Linked DNA regions of Homo sapiens: region 2 is linked to region 1. A link is an interaction called in ENCODE POLR2A ChIA-PET data of the cell type or tissue named here. Cell type or tissue: B cell. All regions are shown on one strand. Each heading gives the region's core, and the rest is flanking DNA. Links, peaks and the distances in the headings are about the cores only. Region 1 overlaps TNNT1 (troponin T1, slow skeletal type). Region 2 overlaps OSCAR (osteoclast associated Ig-like receptor).

Region 1 (2,891 bases), core at 195-2,694:
TATGGCAATTCTACAAAATCAGAGACCAGACTCCTATGTTTTCTGCTTCACTCACTACTTTTAGCCCAATATTTCCATCCTCAAAATCACTTAGTCCAATATAGCTGCTAGCTCCAGCCTCACATGGATGATCCAAGCAGCAGAAAGAAGACGCAAGAGAAGAGCCACACAGTCTCTTTTGGAAGCCGCACCCAGTGACCTGCTTTCGTCTGAGTAGCCACCCCTACCTGCAAGGGAGATTGGGCAAAGTAGTTTTTCAACTCAGCCTAATGCACAAGAGGCTATTTCTAGAAGAAAGGGAGAAGGGCTAACAGGTAGGCAAGCAGCCATCTCTTCCACAGTTTTATTTCCATATTTTCTAGAGAAGGAAACAGGATTCTAAAGGAAGTCATGTGACATATTCATAAACCAGAGAATGGCATGGCTGGGAATTGAACCAGGGGCTTCTAACTGCAGAGCCTGGGCTCGGTCTTTTCTTTCTTCCTTTTCTTTCCCCTCTCCCCTCCCCTCCCTTCCCCTCGTCTCCCCTCCCCTCCCCTCCCCTCGTCTCCCCTCCCCTCCCTCCCTCCCCTTCTTCTTCCCTCCTCTCCCCTCCCCTCTTCTCCTCTCCCCTCCCCTCTTCTCCTCTCCCCTCCCCTCTTCTCCTCTCCCCTCCCCTCCCCACTTTCCTTTCTCCTTTTCTTTCCTTTCTTTTGTCTTGCTCTGTTGCCAGGCAGGAATACAGTGGTGCAATCACAGCTCACTGCAGCTTTGACCTCCCAGGTTCCTTCTGCCTCAGCCTCCCAAGTAGCCGGAAACACCCTGCCTGGCTAATTTTTTTAATTATTTTTAGCAGAGACGGGGTCTCTCTTTGTTGCCCAGGCTGGTCTTGAACTCCTGGGCTCAAGTGTTCTGCTGGCCTCTGCCTCCCAAAGTGCTGGGATTACAGGTGCCGAGCCTGGTCTCTTAATCATGACACCCTTCTCTCCCCTTGGGAAATGCGAGAGCTCCAGCTCGGATGTGGAGAAAGTGGGCACAGATTTTAAAACTCTCGGCCTCAAATATGAACAAAATGGTGCCGACAACGCTGAACTCACAGTCTCGCTGTGTGGCTTTGGGTGGTTCCCACAACCTCTCTGGGCCCAAGTTCCTCTCCGTCCCTGGGCCTAGGGCCCGGTCTGCCTGGCTGCCTCCATCACAGCCCTCCTGCCCTGCCAGGGAGAAAGCCCAGGAGCTGTCGGACTGGATCCACCAGCTGGAGTCTGAGAAGTTCGACCTGATGGCGAAGCTGAAACAGCAGAAATATGAGGTGAGACCCAGCTCCGCAGGGAGGGAGGGAGAGAGGGCAGGGCTGGGCTGGGAGGGACCAGCAAACTCCAGGCAGGGGTGGGTGGCCCGTCCCCACGTCCCCACCGGCTGTCCCAGCATCTGTCTTCTGCCTCCGCAGATCAACGTGCTGTACAACCGCATCAGCCACGCCCAGAAGTTGTGAGTGTGACCGTCTCAAGCCCTTGCTCTTGTCCCTACCCTCCCGCTGACTCTCAGGCCTCTTTCCCTCCCTCTGTGGGCTCCATCCCCCACTGCCTGAGTTTCTGCCCCTTTCTCTTTGTCCTTCCTTCTCTGTCCTCCTCTCTCTGCTCTCGGAATCCTGGGTCTCAGTTCCTTTTTCTTTTTCTTTCTTTTTTTTTTTTTTTATTGAGACTGCGTCTCGCTCTGTCACCCAGGCTGGAGTGCAGTGGAGTGATCTCAGCTCACTGCAACTTCCATCTCCCGGGTTCAAGCGATTCTCCTGCCTCAGCCCCCTGAGTAGCTGGGATTACAGGTGCGCGCCACCAAGCGTGGCTAATTTTTGTATTTTTAGTAGAGACGGGGTTTCACCATGTTGGTCAGGCTGGTCTCGAACTCCTGACCTCGTGATCCACCCGCCTTGGCCTCCTAAAGTGCTGGGATTACAGGCGTGAGCCACCGCGCCCAGCCGAGAGGGTCTTCCCTGAATCTCTCTGTTTCTCCACTCCCTCTTCCTTCCTCCCTCCTCTCCCTCTCCCTTCTCCTCTTCTCCCATTTCCTGTCTCTTTCACCCCAGCCCTTCCTGCGTGTTACCCACCCATGCCCAGATCATCCAACCCTTCCTCCCCCCACCCTGGCCCCTGACTCATAAACATTCATCAGCTCCCCCATGAACACCCTGCACTCGCCCCCAAATATCAGCTCCCACATGTCAGCGAGGCTTTGACCACCAGCCGCTGCCCCCCAGTCATAGAACCCAAAAGAGGTGACAGTTGTTTTGCTCACTGCTTCCTCTGGGCAGGGAGGGCTAATATTTTGGGGAATGGGCTTCCTGAATTGAGGGCCTGGGGCCCATTTCAGAGACTGGAGGGGCCCCTTTTTCCTGATACCACCTCATTCTTCTACAGCCGGAAGGGGGCAGGGAAGGGCCGCGTTGGAGGCCGCTGGAAGTGAGGATGCCGCCCCGGACAGTGGCACCTGGGAAGCCTGGGAGTGTTTGTCCCATCGGTAGCTTGAAATAAACGCTCCCCTCAGACACCCGCTGGGTTCTCTGATGTTATTATGGTTGAGATGCAGCTGGTCTCTCCTGGTTAATTGACTTCTTATTACCAACAAGTTACTTGAAAGAGTGTCACCAATAATCATTAAAGTACGGCAGGCTGAACCTTCACACACTGCTGGTGGGAATGGAAAATGCAACAGCTTTGCAAGCAGCCTGGCGGTTCCTCAACAAGTGAAAGCATTTCTGCAGGACCCAGCAGTTCCCCTCCTGGATGTATATCCAAGAGAACCAAGAACCTTTGTCCACACAAAAGCTTGTACATGAATGTTCATAGTAGCATTTTTATTTTTAATTTTTAGAGACAGGGTCTTGCTCTGTCGCCCAGGCTGCAGTGCAGTGGCGT
Region 2 (2,891 bases), core at 276-2,775, 1.0 Mb after region 1:
GGAGGATTGCTTGAGGCCAGTAGTTTAAGACCAACCTGCTCAACATAGGGAGACCGCCCCCTCCCATCTCATTACTTAAAAATAATAATAATAATAAAATTACAGAGTTCTGGGACCTGACCTTTTGAAACTGTGTTTACAAACTGTGGAGTAAAGCTCAGAAGTTTCTGTCCTGCCCCTCTGATTTGCACCTGGTTTTAACAAGGCTTGATTGTAGTCCAGTCTCTCCCTGATTTTACAAACAGGAAACTGAGGCTAAGAAAGGGGCAGTAATTGTCCAAGGTGATTTTCCTCCTTCCCCAACTTCCCTTTCATCTTCTGGGGCTCCCAGGAGGCCCGAGGACCCAGGCAGCCCCGTTTATTCAGTCCCCCCAGCTTCATACCACCCTAAGCCATGGCTGGGAGCTCAGCCGGCTACAGTTGTGACCCCTGGGGTCAACGTGACCTTGAGATGCCGGGCACCCCAACCCGCTTGGAGATTTGGACTTTTCAAGCCTGGAGAGATCGCTCCCCTTCTCTTCCGGGATGTGTCCTCCGAGCTGGCAGAATTCTTTCTGGAGGAGGTGACTCCAGCCCAAGGGGGAAGTTACCGCTGCTGCTACCGAAGGCCAGACTGGGGGCCGGGTGTCTGGTCCCAGCCCAGCGATGTCCTGGAGCTGCTGGTGACAGGTGAGGTCCTGGGGTCGGGGAGGAGAAGTGGGTGGAACAAGGGAGTTGGGGGAGGGACAGAGAGATATAGGGAAAGAGAGACAGAGCGAGGCGGGCAAACAGATTCACAGACACAAGAAAAGACAGATACAGAGACACTAGGGGGAGAGAGAGAGACAGGGGAGCAGAGAGAGAGAGAGGTACAGTGCGGGGGGAGAGAGAGAGAAAGAGGCAGAAGGAGAAAGGGAGGCAGAGAGAGAGGGAGGCAGAGAGAGAGGGAGGCAGAGAGAGAGGGAGGCAGAGAGAGAGGCAGGCAGAGAGAGAGGGAGGCAGAGAGAGAGGGAGGCAGAGAGAGAGGGAGGCAGAGAGAGAGGGAGGCAGAGAGAGAGGGAGGCAGAGAGAGGGAGGCAGAGAGAGAGGCAGGCAGAGAGAGAGGCAGGCAGAGAGAGAGGGAGGCAGAGAGAGAGGGAGGCAGAGAGAGAGGGAGGCAGAGAGAGAGGGAGGCAGAGAGAGAGGGAGGCAGAGAGAGAGGGAGGCAGAGAGAGGGAGGCAGAGAGAGAGGGAGGCAGAGAGAGAGGCAGACAGAGAGAGAGACAGGCAGAGAGAAAGAGAGGCAGAAAGAGAGAGAGAGGCACAGAGAAAGCGAGAGACAGAGGAGAAGGAGAAACAGAGCGAGCGAGCGAGCGGAAGACGCTCACGCGGCCCCGGACTCTCACCCCGTCTCTGCAGAGGAGCTGCCGCGGCCGTCGCTGGTGGCGCTGCCCGGGCCGGTGGTGGGTCCTGGCGCCAACGTGAGCCTGCGCTGCGCGGGCCGCCTGCGGAACATGAGCTTCGTGCTGTACCGCGAGGGCGTGGCGGCCCCGCTGCAGTACCGCCACTCCGCGCAGCCCTGGGCCGACTTCACGCTGCTGGGCGCCCGCGCCCCCGGCACCTACAGCTGCTACTATCACACGCCCTCCGCGCCCTACGTGCTGTCGCAGCGCAGCGAGGTGCTGGTCATCAGCTGGGAAGGTGAGGGCCCTGAGGCCCGGCCCGCCTCCTCCGCCCCAGGAATGCAGGCCCCAGGACCTCCGCCCTCAGACCCAGGAGCCCAGGCCCCCAGCCTCTCCTCCTTCAGACCCAGGGGTCTAGTCCTGCAGCCCCTCCTCCCTCAGACCCAGGATTCCTGGGACCCAGCCCCTCCTCCCTCAGATCCAGGAGTCTAGTCCTCCAGCTCCTCCTCCCTCAGACCCAGGATTCCCGGGCCCCAGTACCTCCTCCCTCAGACCCAGGACTCCAGGCCCCCAGCCCCTCCTTCCTGGACCCAGGACTCCAGGCCCCCAGCCCCTCCTTCCTGATCCAGCAGTCCAGGCCCCAGCCCCTTCTTCCTGGACCCAGGAGTTGAAGCCTCCATCGACTCCCCCTCAACTTTGAGACTGTAGAGTCAGGTCCCTAAGTCCACCCCAGGGGCTGGAAACCTGGAGTTCAGGGCCCAGACTTTGGGGTCCGGGAGCTGATGGCCCCTCTCTCCCGGCTCCGCCCGCAGACTCTGGCTCCTCCGACTACACCCGGGGGAACCTAGTCCGCCTGGGGCTGGCCGGGCTGGTCCTCATCTCCCTGGGCGCGCTGGTCACTTTTGACTGGCGCAGTCAGAACCGCGCTCCTGCTGGTATCCGCCCCTGAGCCCCAGGAGCACTGCAGCCCGAGACTTCCAACCTGAGTGGCGGAGAAGCTGGGACCCTGGGCTGGACTGTCCTTTCCTGCAGCCCCACAGTCCTGCTGGCTGAGCTCCGCGGAACGGTCCTTAGACCCCGCTGTGCCCTGTGCTGTAGCTTCTTTCCAGGCCTTTCCCAAGGAGTAGCTGAAAGGAAGACGCGATTAGTGGTTAAGACTTCCAAGCCAGAAGACAGAGGGTTCGAATCCCAGCACTGCCGTCTACTCACTGTAGTAGTAGCAGCTACAGAAAGGTAGTAGTGAGACGTGAAGCCAGCTGGACTTCCTGGGTTGAATGGGGACCTGGAGAACTTTTCTGTCTTACAAGAGGATTGTAAAATGGACCAATCAGCACTCTGTAAGATGGACCAATCAGCGCTCTGTAAAATGGACCAATCAGCAGGACACGGGCGGGGACAATAAGGGAATAAAAGCTGGCGAGCGCGGCACCCCACCAGAGTCTGCTTCCACGTTGTGGGAGCTTTGTTCTCTTGCTCTACACAATAAATCTTGCTGCTGCTAACTCTTTAGGTCCGTGCCATCTTTAAGCG

The links. Peaks named below come from ENCODE experiments on the same cell type or tissue, not always from the same donor. Only the 100,000 strongest peaks of a DNase experiment are listed, where the experiment ranks them.
Region 2: POLR2A ChIA-PET joins it to region 1 with 5 read pairs; 1 of 35 experiments calls an interaction of 5 or more read pairs at or near these places.

Annotation. Positions count from the first base shown.
Region 1 is chr19:55,132,463-55,135,353 of GRCh38, reverse strand. It overlaps TNNT1 (troponin T1, slow skeletal type), which reads left to right. Exons shown (of 14, transcript NM_003283.6): 12 at 1,150-1,288; 13 at 1,427-1,467; 14 at 2,394-2,656. The coding sequence ends at 2,439. Among named protein-coding and RNA genes, the nearest start is that of MIR7975, 11 kb to the right of the region's middle. In B cell, for the core only: no CTCF peak of the experiment used is centred there; a DNase peak (open chromatin) is centred at 1,488; H3K27me3 peaks cover 1,678 bases.
Region 2 is chr19:54,094,640-54,097,530 of GRCh38, reverse strand. It overlaps OSCAR (osteoclast associated Ig-like receptor), which reads left to right. Exons shown (of 5, transcript NM_133169.6): 3 at 367-669; 4 at 1,378-1,659; 5 at 2,174-2,863. The coding sequence ends at 2,310. Among named protein-coding and RNA genes, the nearest start is that of OSCAR, 4.7 kb to the left of the region's middle. In B cell, for the core only: no CTCF peak of the experiment used is centred there; DNase peaks (open chromatin) are centred at 700 and 1,460; H3K4me3 peaks cover 998 bases; H3K27me3 peaks cover 1,831 bases.